Linked DNA regions of Mus musculus: all the other regions are linked to region 1. Evidence: chromatin contacts called from ENCODE POLR2A ChIA-PET data. All regions are on one chromosome and are shown on one strand. Each heading gives the region's core, a stretch centred on a gene start or an enhancer-like site at or near the end of the contact. The rest is flanking DNA. Distances are from core to core; before and after follow the strand shown. Region 1 holds the start of Cib1 (calcium and integrin binding 1 (calmyrin)). Region 2 has its middle 14 kb from the start of Gm45202. Region 3 has its middle 6.3 kb from the start of Gm45202.

The links. ChIA-PET counts read pairs that join two places held with the same protein, here RNA polymerase II (POLR2A).
Region 2: POLR2A ChIA-PET joins it to region 1 with 10 read pairs in Patski. The contact joins the enhancer-like site here to the promoter of Cib1 in region 1. POLR2A ChIA-PET finds 5 or more read pairs at or near these places in 4 of 5 experiments (Patski and embryonic stem cell).
Region 3: POLR2A ChIA-PET joins it to region 1 with 25 read pairs in Patski. The contact joins the enhancer-like site here to the promoter of Cib1 in region 1. POLR2A ChIA-PET finds 5 or more read pairs at or near these places in 5 of 5 experiments (Patski and embryonic stem cell).

Annotation. Positions count from the first base shown.
Region 1 is chr7:80,231,229-80,234,935 of GRCm38, reverse strand. Cib1 (calcium and integrin binding 1 (calmyrin)) reads left to right here and starts at 2,131. Exons shown (of 7, transcript NM_011870.5): 1 at 2,131-2,426; 2 at 2,558-2,592. The coding sequence starts at 2,376. It overlaps Gdpgp1 (GDP-D-glucose phosphorylase 1), which reads right to left and starts at 2,043. Exons shown (of 2, transcript NM_178752.3): 1 at 1,731-2,043.
Region 2 is chr7:80,139,306-80,143,012 of GRCm38, reverse strand. No RefSeq gene overlaps it. Among named protein-coding and RNA genes, the nearest start is that of Gm45202, 14 kb to the left of the region's middle. Within about 2 kb of position 1,997, at least 1 of the 3 ENCODE cell types and tissues checked has a DNase peak (open chromatin) inside an H3K27ac peak, as active enhancers do.
Region 3 is chr7:80,159,369-80,163,075 of GRCm38, reverse strand. No RefSeq gene overlaps it. Among named protein-coding and RNA genes, the nearest start is that of Gm45202, 6.3 kb to the right of the region's middle. Within about 2 kb of position 2,020, at least 1 of the 3 ENCODE cell types and tissues checked has a DNase peak (open chromatin) inside an H3K27ac peak, as active enhancers do.

The DNA of each region.
Region 1 (3,707 bases), core at 882-3,381:
TAAAATGAAACCCTTCCCTCCACAAGTTGCTTTTATCACAGCCATAGAAACTCTAAGACACATCACTATCCCCTACTTCATTATTATTATTATTGTTATTTTATTTTTTATTTTTTTAAGTCTAGAGCTAGGGTTTCACACTGTTGCTCAGGTTATCCTTGAATTTGTGATCTTGTGATACAAGTCTCATAAATAACTGGGCTTACAGCTCTGTGCCACCAGGTTCAACCTATTTAGTAACTTTAAAGTATGATATACATGCTCAGGCTTAATAAAGCTCAGAATGAGAATTAGTTAGAAGGGTCAAGAATAAATCTATACACCAGGCACCACACTCTAGGGCAGGCTCCATGCAGTAGATGAACAACTCAAAATGAACTCAATGATATATATATATATATATATATATATATATATATATTTTTTTTTTTTTTAAATAACCTTGATTTGGGGGGAGGGGCGGGGGGAATGAATCTGTATTAGCTTACTCTAGTACAGCGTTTCTCAATCTGTGAGTCCTGTCCCTTTTACAGGGGTTACCGAAGACCATTGAAAAACACAGATATTTATATAATGATTCATAACAGTAGCAAAATTACAGTTATGAAGTAGCAACAAAAATAATTTTATGGCTGGGGGTCACCACAATGTGAAGAACTGAATTAAAGGGTCCCAGCATTAGGAAGGTGAGAATTACTGCTCTCGAGGAGCAGAACTGATGAATATTTACTAAGAGGGGATTTATTAAATTGGTTTACTCAGTATTGTCTGGGCTGATCAACAGCGGCAGCTGTCCCCAAGGATGCATCTCTGCAGTCCCAAGCCGGTGCTGGGTTCCTAGAGAGCTGTTGGTCTTCAATCTGAGTTGGCAGCTGGAACACTATGATTCTAATGTCATTAAAGGAAATCCTTAGTGGCAGGTACAGGATAGAGACTTATCAGCAAGCCAAGGCAAACAGGCCAAAAGCCATCTTCCGTTTCCGTTTGGTACGGGTTGCCACCTGAGCGCACTGCCGCAGTAGATTTTCGCACTTCAAATAAACTGATCAAGAAAATCCCTCTGCTCAGGGGTTTCTATGAGGTAAGACCCTGAGTGGACCAGGAAAGCAAGCCATAGCCCCTGGGCTTTGCGGTAGAGCCTGCACCTCTCCTGGAGGCTAAAGAAGGAGCAGAGAGAAAGAAGCATGAGAAGCAAGGTTTACAGTCTCCTACCCAGAGGGTATGGAACATCTAGCTGGACTGGCCGGATGAAGGACCAGACTTCTCTAGGAATGAATACCAGTCCAGTACGAAGTTAAAATATTCTCAAATAAATTGTAATTGACTTGGCCCTGTTGTGCCAGGTGACGAAGCAAAAAAAAAAAAAAAAAAGAAAAAAGAAAATCCCTCACAGGAGTGTCAAGCTGTTTCCCTTCTCCTTGACTCCAGATCCAACCAAGTTGACCACCCAGATCACAAAATCCACATTTCCTCCTCCGGAAGCTTGGAATCTTCACTTTTTCACACAGTGTAAATATGTTCATACTTGCATCTGATTATTATTTGAGAGGAGAGAAGGGCAAATCTTGGTTCCTACAGCTGGAAGCTCGCAATTTGTGGGAGGAATCAAAGGAGGCACCCCAGCTGTGACGATAAAACAGCAGGAGGGACCTGTGGACAGAACTGACCTCTAAATACCGGAGTCCGGACACATCACTGAAATTGAACCTGTTTGTAAAATGGAAGCCTACCTTGCTAACTGTTCCACGAATGGGCGATAACTGCACAATCCAGTAAACACCTTCAAGAGCCACTTCAAGAGGAAGCTAAGCTTCTTCTGGAAGAATTGGCACGGTGGCAGAGGCTGCAGCTCTTGTCCCGTGAGACAGTCTAGGACTGACCCTATCCGCAGAGGGGCACCGGATCTCCTCCAGCCCGGGAGCGAGTATGGAGGTTACCCGCCTCCACCCAGAGCTGGGGTCTTCTGCACTTGATTTAGGTGAGGCGGATGCATCTCAAGGCTCAGTGCACAGACGGGTCCCGGAACTCAGCAAACGCGTGAAGACCGCGACGCAGGCGCAGTCTGCATCACGTGCGCATGGCTCGTTCCGCCCCGCCCACTAGAAGGCGGGGCCACGAGGCCTGGGCCCCGCCCCGATGCGTCCGGCTCCTCCCCGGGCCCTCCCTCCAGCTCTCCTGGGCCCGCGGGGAGCCGGGAGCCGGCCCGCTGAGCGGCGCTAAGGGTGGCGGGGCACTGTAGGCAGGGGCGGGCCCGGGGGCGGAGGCCAGGCAGCGGTTGCTACGGGGACTGGGCGGGGACGCGGCCCCGAGGACGGAAGTGAGAAAGTTGCCGGCGTCCCGGGGAGAGTTGGCCTAGCTGTGCGCGCACCGCGGCGATGGGAGGTTCGGGCAGTCGCCTGTCTAAGGAGCTGCTGGCCGAGTACCAGGTGCGCGGGGCGCCAGTTCTCGCGGAGCTCGCGTGCGAGCCCGCGCAGGGGAGTGGGGTTCGGGGAACAGGTGGCGGGGCGGCCGTGGCTTTCGGGCGGCTTGCAGACCCTTGTCTGGATTTGCCTTTCAGGACCTGACGTTCCTGACCAAGCAGGAGATCCTCCTGTGAGTGCTGCCCTGACCCCGGTCCTCCAACTCGGGATTGCCAGGGGAGGGCTTTGCGGGTACTTTTCTCGCGGGATACGGATTGGACGTCTCACCTCCGAGGGTGGGGCTGTGCTTCTGGGATGTCAGGATCACTGGATCTGGAGTCGGAGGCTCAGAGTGCAAGTCCCACCCGCTCCAGAGCCTCACCTTTGCACCACGCAAACACTTCTGTGTATCCAGGAAAAGTTGAACTGTTTGAGCTCCTCTAGCCTCCTCACTGCCGAGCTTCCTGCTCGCTTCTAAAAGGAACTGCTGTGACTCTTTGCGGACTTTGCCCTCTGGCAAAACCAAGAGGTCTTGTACGTGGCTCGCTCCAATCCCAACTTTACCTGTTTAATTCAGTAACCGTTAACGTTTACTGAACCCTTACTCTGCCCAGTAGCTCCTGAGTGATCCACACATTACTTCAGGAGGAGGTTACAGATCAAGGAATCAGGTTCAGAGAGTTCTGAGAACTTGACTATAAAGCACACTATAAGTGATTTGCTGGCCAGAGCGCTTGAGTTAGGTTCCTAGCCCCACAATGAAATTCTACTGGGAAAGAGGTGGTGGCTGAGAGGAGTCTCTGGAGTGGAGGTAACATGTGTTTTTGTTACTGTAATGTTAGAGTCCAGGTACTTGGCCCACACAGGCAGTCCTAACCAGCTAGGCTGTGCTACCTGTCCTCAGTAGGCCAAGGAAAGGGACAATATTGAAAAGCAGAGAAACGAAATGTATCCAATGTGGCCATACTGGGAAAAAAAAAAAGCTAAGAATGGACATGACCGCTCCTCCCCCCATCTTTAAGTCAATCTTCATGTCCAGCTGATGTGAGGTTTATATTTAAATAAAGGGCAAGGGTATGTAAAATTAAGCAGCAGTCCTGGGCAAGATGGAGTCTCTCCTTCATTGTCTCAGCTCTAGTCTCATGAAAGGTGATCTTCTGACAAGTTACCAGAGCCGTCTGTGTAAAATCTCTTCCTGGTAGACATTTTCTCCTAAGTAGACAACAGGCTTCAATTCATCCTTCTCACAACACGAGATTGCCGGGGAATTCCAATTTCTCGGGGGACATTGTTTCTGTAGTTCAATAG
Region 2 (3,707 bases), core at 748-3,247, 92 kb after region 1:
TCTTGACTATCCTCAAACTTAACTATGTAGCCCTGCCTGGTCTTGAACTCATAGAAGTCCATCTGCCTCACTTTCCCATGTGCTGAGATTAAAGGCATATATTACCATTCCTAGCCTTTTAAATTTATTATATATACTGTAGCTGTCTTCAGACACACCAGAAGAGGGTATCAGATCTCATTACAGATGGTTGTGAGCCACCATGTGGTTTCTGGGAATTGAACTCAGGACCTCTGGAAAAACAATCAGTGCTCTTAACCACGGAAGCATCTCTCCAGCCCGCCACCTGCCATGTATGTGTGTGTATGTGTGTTGCTTTTAACCATTGAGCCATCTCTCTAGCTCCAATTAGCTATGAGTTTTGGATGACTATTTTTGTTGTTGTTTTAACTGTGCAAATATACATAGCAGGCAGGTATCGTGGCAATTACCTTTAATTCCTGAACTCCAGAGTAAAAGACAAGTGGATTAGACAGGTGGACAGCCTATTATAAGTTCAAGGCCAGCCTGAACTACATGGTGAATACCAGGATACCAGGTCATCCAGAGCTGCTACAAAGTGAGACCCTATCTCAAAAACAAACAAACAAACAAACAAACAACCCAGACCCAACAAACAAACAAACAAGCAAACGAGCATTGTTACATACCACACGCCTTTAATCTCAGCACTCCTGAGCCAGAGGCAGGTAGATCTGAGTTCAAGCCCAGCCTGGTCTACAGAGTGAGCTCCAGGACAGCTAGGGCTACACAGAGAAAGAAACTGTCTCGAAAAACCAAATAAATAGGGAATTTGAGTCCCAGCACCCACATGGTGGCTCACAACCACCTGTAACTCTGGTTCCAGCAAATCTGATGCCCTGTTCTGATGTCCCAGGGCACCAAGCACTCATGTGGTACACACACATGCATGGGGATGAAATACTCATACACAAAATAAATAAAACCTCTTTTAAAAAGGAACAACCAAATAAATAAAATAAAATACATATAACATATACTTTACTATTGAAACATTAAATTTTTTTAAATTATCATACAAAGTAATTATGACATTTTCACACATACATACACACACATCCATGCATGCACACATACACAGACACACATCCATTCTGGTTCTTTGCTCTCATTCTTCTCCCTCCTCCAATTTGTCCTCTTCCTCCACACGAACTGTTGCCTTTCTGCTTCCGTGTCCTGTGCACACACAGAATTAAATCTAGGTTTCACATGTGAGAGAAAACGTCCATATTTGTTTCTCGATGTTCGTTATTATCTCTTGCCCCGCCCCGCTTTAGGTCCTGCCTCCCCTCATATATCACCTCTTCTACTGTCATTATATATGTATTCTGCACAGGAGAGAAAACAAGATGTCAGTTTAGGTGTGTTTGTGTGTGTGTTGGGGGCGGGGGAGGGTCAGCTTCCTTACACATCTCAAGTTGGCCTTAAACTCAACTTAAAGGCGAAGCTGACCTTGAACTTCTGAGCCTCCTTCTGGTTCCCAAGTGCTAGGATTGCAGGCTAGAACCATATCTGCTTGGAAGTCTGTTTGTTTGCTTGCTTGTTTTCCTTGTTGTTAACAGTGATCTTTAGTTCCATCCGTTTCCCTGCAGATGACATAATTTCATTCTTCAACGCTGAATGAAAAGCGTGATGACCCCACACTGGGGTTGGTTTGCTTCTGTTGCTTAAGTTTTCAGCCAAAGCTGTGCCTCACCTAAAGAGAGGAAATAACTGAGTTTAGGATGAGCTGGGAGCCAGGGTCGGCCTGGGGAACCTGCAGGTGCTGGGAGGTCAGCTCGGATCCAGTGGCAGGACTCCGGATCACCTCTGCTCATGGGAGAGACTCTTGTTGGATCTTAAAACCCAGCGGGCAGCCACACTACCTGGGCCTTTGTCATAGCGTTTTGTTCTACCAGGCAGAGGAAGGTGAGGCCACCGAGGGGTAGGACTTGGTAGGCTGGGATTTTTGCAAGAACTGATGTGGGGCAGCTCTGGCCTGGGAAGATGAAGGAGCCCGCCCCTCCCTGGGTAGACACTGCCACCTTCTGGCTCTCGGCCCTCAACACTGGTTTTTCTACCGTCCTAAATGCAAAAAATGTAATGAAAATGTAATGAGCTCTCTCACGAGCTCTTGCTCTCTCTCTCTCTCTCTCTCTCTCTCTCTCTCTCTCTCTCTCTCTCTCCCCCCCCCCTCTTCTTTCTTCAAAACAGGATTTCTCTAAGTATTCCTGGCTGCCCTGGGACTCACTCCATAGACAAAACTGGCCTCAAATTCAGAGAACTACTGCATCTGGCTCCCTTACTTTCTGATAACTATTGTCCTGGAAAGTTTTGGCGTTTTTTTTTTTTTTTTTTCTCCCCAAGATTTATTTTCAGTGTGTGTGTGTGTGTGCGCGAGTGCATGCACATGCATGTTGTGTCTATACACTTAAGTGTAGTTGGCCTCATAGGTCAGAAGAGGACATTTGCTCCATAGGAGCTGGGGTTACACTGGCTTGGCTTGGCTTGGCATGGGTGCTGGGAACCAGGCTTTTCTCCTTTGGAAGAGCAGAGGTGCTCTTAACTGCTAGGCCCCTGGTGTTTTTGTCTGTGTGCTGCTTTTTGGTTTGGTTTGGTTTGGTTTTGAGTCAGGGTCTCACCAAGGAACTCAGGTTGGGCTGGAACTTGGCCTTGAATTCACAGAGATCTGCCTGCTTCCTCCTCCTGAGTCCTGGGATTAAAGGTGTGTGCTACCGTGTCCGGCTTATTGATCTCCATTTTTATTTTTTTGTTTGTTACAGACAGAATCTCACTCTCACCAGGAACTCACTATGTAACTGGGACTGGCCAGGAAGTCATGGCAATCCTCCTGTTTGTGTCTCTCAAGTGCAGGCATTAGAGGCATGTTGTTGTACCCTTTAAACACACACAAACTTCTTGTCCACTACAGCTCAATACAGCTGAAAATCAAAACACTCCGATCATTTGACAGTTCCTCACTGGTAGCTTTCCACAACTGTCACTGTTGCTGAGATCCACATAGCTTGGTTTACTTTCCCCTTGCCTGTGTCGGGGCCCCTTGTGGCCCCACTGTGATAGTTACAGGGTGAAGGCCCCTGGAGGCCACAACACAATTGCTGGCTGCCCCATCACCCTTGAGGATTTGTGCTGGGAATTTCCAGCCCACCCTCCTGCTGTTCCTGTTTTTAGGAGGTCCATGGGTTAGCTGTCACTCAGTCTTTGGGTGCTCTCTTTCTCTTCTATAGTTCATTTGCTCCCCCACCCTACCCCCCGGTTTTCCAAGACAGGGTTTCTCTGTGTAGCCCTGCCTGTCTGGGAACTCACTCTGTAGACCAGGCTGGCCTCGAACTCACAGAAATCAGCCTCTGTCTCTGGGTGCTGGAATCCCTGTGCTTCCACCACTGCCTGGCTGACCTCACCATCGTCCTCCAGCAGTGGGCAGACCTTTGCTGCAGCTTAGTCCCCTAACAATCTCTCTGGCCTGGCCTCCTGCTTTGTTTTGCTTCCTTTAACGCTGACCTGATAGCACCTTGGCCACCATCCTCCAGCAGGCACCAGGGGGACACCCAGCTTCCCTTCCTAGTCCCTAGAGTCAAACTGAGCTACATGCTGTCTTGTGTACAAACAGCGAGCCCCAGCTGGGAACCAAGGGGAACATAAATGAGATGTGCTGTGATTTCTATCAAAGTGTTAAATGAGGCAAA
Region 3 (3,707 bases), core at 771-3,270, 72 kb after region 1:
GCTTGGGACATCGAGTGACATCCTCAGATGAGCACAGCATGGCAGGTGGCCCATTGCCCCTTTTATAGACAGCTCTAACGCCTTTGATGAGGTCTGCAGGAGCTCCCTACGCCCAGCCAAAGCCGAAGACTTGGCCCCCTGCAACCAGGGGAAAGTCCTGTCTGCTTTCTTAGCCTCTGACTCCAAGACTAATAGGTTTGCTTCTTTTGAGACAGGGTCTCACTCTGCAGCCCAGGCTAGACTAAATCTCACTATATAGCCCAGGCTGGTCTAAAACCCATGACAATCCTATTCCGATTCCCAATCACTGGAGCTAAAGGCGTGAATTGTCATACAGAGCTGTGACTGCCTTCCCCCCTTGTCTCCTTCATGTCCTTTAGCCGCTGCGGAGCTCTCCCCCTCTCTCCAGTTTGTCTTGATTACAAACCAGCAAAAGGAGCCAGGCGGTGGTGGCAGGTAGACACCTTTGATCCCAGCCCTTGGGAGGCAGAGGCAGGTGGATCTCTGAGTTTGAGGTCAGTCTGGTCTATAGAGGGAGTTCCAGGATAGCCAGGGCTACGCAGAAAAACCCTCCGTCCCCCCCAAAAAGGAAAGGTCTGCAGAAGGAATTTTGTTCCCCAAGTTTTATAGTGGGTTTGCTTTCCTTTGGGTTTGAAACAGGGTCTCTTTATGTGGTCTATACCGGTCTTGAACTTATGATCTTTCTGCCTCGGCCTTCTGACTCCTGAGATTACAGGTGTGTTCCACCCCGCCAGATTTACATCTAATCGGGTGTTATAAGTTATCTGGAGACAATCTCAAGTATGTGAGCATATGTGTGCAAGTGCTGTACAAATACTCCGTATTTTATGTAATCGGCTTGAGAGTCTGCAGATTTCTGTGTCCAAGGGAGTCTGGGAGGCAGTCTCTTCTCAGACCCTTAAGGCTGCCTTTTTTTCTTTAATCTATTAAAAAAACATGTTTTAGCTCAGAAAAGTTCAGGCCAGAATACTTATTCCTCTTCAAGTCATTCTAAATATATTAGTTCTATATTGTGACCTGATGGAAAGTGGCTTTAACGTGTGGACTGTTCTTCAGTTACTCGTATGTCTGGCTTGCTATCCTGGGAATGGCTTCCTAACTCCTGACCCTTGGTTACCTGAGGCCAGTAGTAACCAGTGGCCAGGGGGCTTGGGTAAGTTCTATAAGCCTCTGGGTGCTTCCATTTTCTTATGTGTGAAGTGGAGTTTATGATCCAGCCCTACCTGTCTAACAGAGCTACTATGAGGCACTGATGAGACTCCTCCTGTGAAAGTGATTTGGAAACCCAGGTTCACACCCACAAAGCTTTCATGTCATGGCTCCAGGCCCCTGCCCACAGCGTTGGAGACGAGGGGGTCAGCATTAAAACTAGATTCCGGGTGGAGACTACAGAGATCTGCAAGTATCTGGATACCTATGCTGCCAGGCACTGCTGAGGCACCAGAGATAACAAAGAACAGAGAAGCAGACATTGATGAGCTGAGATTCCCGGGAGAGGGCAGGCAGCAGCCGGAAGGCTAGCTGGGCTTTGGGTGGGCACAGCTGGCACTGCCACAATTGTTGAGCATGAACATGGACCCTCGGCAAGCATGGAGAGTGAGGAGCATCAGACAGGTGGCTTTGCTGGTGCCTGCCTTGTAACCCCCGCACTCAGAAGGCAGAGGCAGAGGCAGAGGCAGAGGCAGAGGCAGAGCAGGCTGATCTCTGAGTTCGAGGCCAGGTTGGTCTACAGAGTTCCAGGACAGCCAGGGCTGCACAGAGAAACCCTGTCTCAAAAATAAATAAATAAATTAAAAAGTAAGTAAATAAAAGAGGTTAACACCCAAGAACTCGCTTGAGCGGCGTAGCGAGAAGGACAGCCGCAGGAAGACCTGGGGCACCAAGTGTTCCGGAGAAGGGGACAGAGAGTAAAAAAAATCCCAGGGCATGTGACCACTCTGACCACGTGAGCATGGTGCAGACTGATGGCTAGGAGCCCATTAGGGTGGGGCAGGGGTAGAGATTGGGGGCAGGGAGCAGGCTGGGACTTGCAGCAGGCTTGAAGGACCTTTCAGATTTGAGCGAGTTTGTGCTCCACTGGGGTTGGAAGTTTCCTTTCCTGGAGGCTTTGTGCAGAACATAAGGGAATTTGCCAGCCTGGCACAGTCATTAGCCACAACCACACTCAACCCTCCAACTAAACAGTAGGAAAACCAAGCCACACAGAGCCTGGCTGGCTTGCCCTAGGGCACCCTCATGCTCCATTCTCCAGCTGGCATTGAAGCATCATCTCTGATTCCAGCCGCAGAGCCCTGGTCTCTAGCTCCAAAGCCAATCCCCAGAGTCTTCCCAAGGCCACTGAGCAGAAAGGAGAACCTGCAAGGGTTCTTCTATGCCCCAGGACCTCCTGCTTCAACCAATGAGACTGATCCCAGAAAGGAAGTACATGGTCCAAGCTGGATCCTGCCCTGTGTTCCCAAGCCTAGCCCTCAGCCCTCAGTTGGCAGAGGCAGGGGCACGGAAGAAGGGTGAATTCCCTGAGCCTGAGCATGAGCAATCTGAGCAGGAAACTGGCCTCCAGCCAGCCACGCATTGGCCATCTGAGCACCTGGAGTCTTTGTTCCCTTGATTCCACTGTAAACTTTCCCAGGCACCTGCACCGAGTTTTAGGAGCAGCTGGGCGGGCAAAGGGGCTCCCACGGGATCTGGTTCTCTTGCAACAAGGAGTGGCCAACTCATGACCCCGTGGGAGGTCTCATGCTATAATGTCAACAATACCAACACCAGCCATGCACTGATGGGATCAAGCCGGTCATTTTCTGAAGCCTCCTAACACACCCAAGGCAGGTGTCGTGATCACCCCCATTTCACAGATTAGGAAATGGAGCTGTAAACAGGTTAGGTGACCAATCCAAGGTCATGAGGTGCAAAGAACTGAAAATATAATAGATTCTGGAACCGGTGTGTCTTAGCCCTGTGACCTTGGGCAAGGCATTTAAACTTCATCTGATTCTTGGAGCTAGAGGCATGGCTCAGTTGGTCAATTGCTTAGCCAGCATGCCAGGAAGCCCCAGCTTCCATCTCTGACACCCTAGAAACCAAGTGTGTTATCCACACATGCCCGTAATCTCAGCTCAGGAGGAGCCACCAATAGCAGTAGTTCAAGTCCATCCTCAACTACTTAGTAAAGTCAAGACCAGCCTGGGCCACTTAAGACCTAGTGTTATAAGCAAGTGACTGGGGGCTGGAGAGATGGCTCAGTGGTTAAGGACACTGGCTTTTCATTCAGAGGACCTGGGTTAGATTCCCAGCAGAGGACATGGTAGCCTGAAACCTTCTAAAATTCCAGTTTCAGGGCATCTGATACTCTCTTCTGGCCTCCATGGGCACCAGGTATACATGTGGCACACAGTTACACATGCAGGCAAAACATGCATACATATAAACTAAATAAATGTTGAAAACAAACAATAACAAAAACCTTCAACTGATTCTGACTTCTGAAAACTACTATGTGGATCAAATGTGTGGTCTGGGCCTGCGGCTCACTGGCTTGTGGCTTACTGGCTGGGCCCATGCCTAACTGCAAGGTAATGGTCTCTATGCTCAATGCTTGGCTTGATACAAGGAAAGGCTTAGCTCACACATATCCATCTGGTCCTCCTTACCATTCCCATAGGAGCACTGTGACTTTGGGCACAATGCCA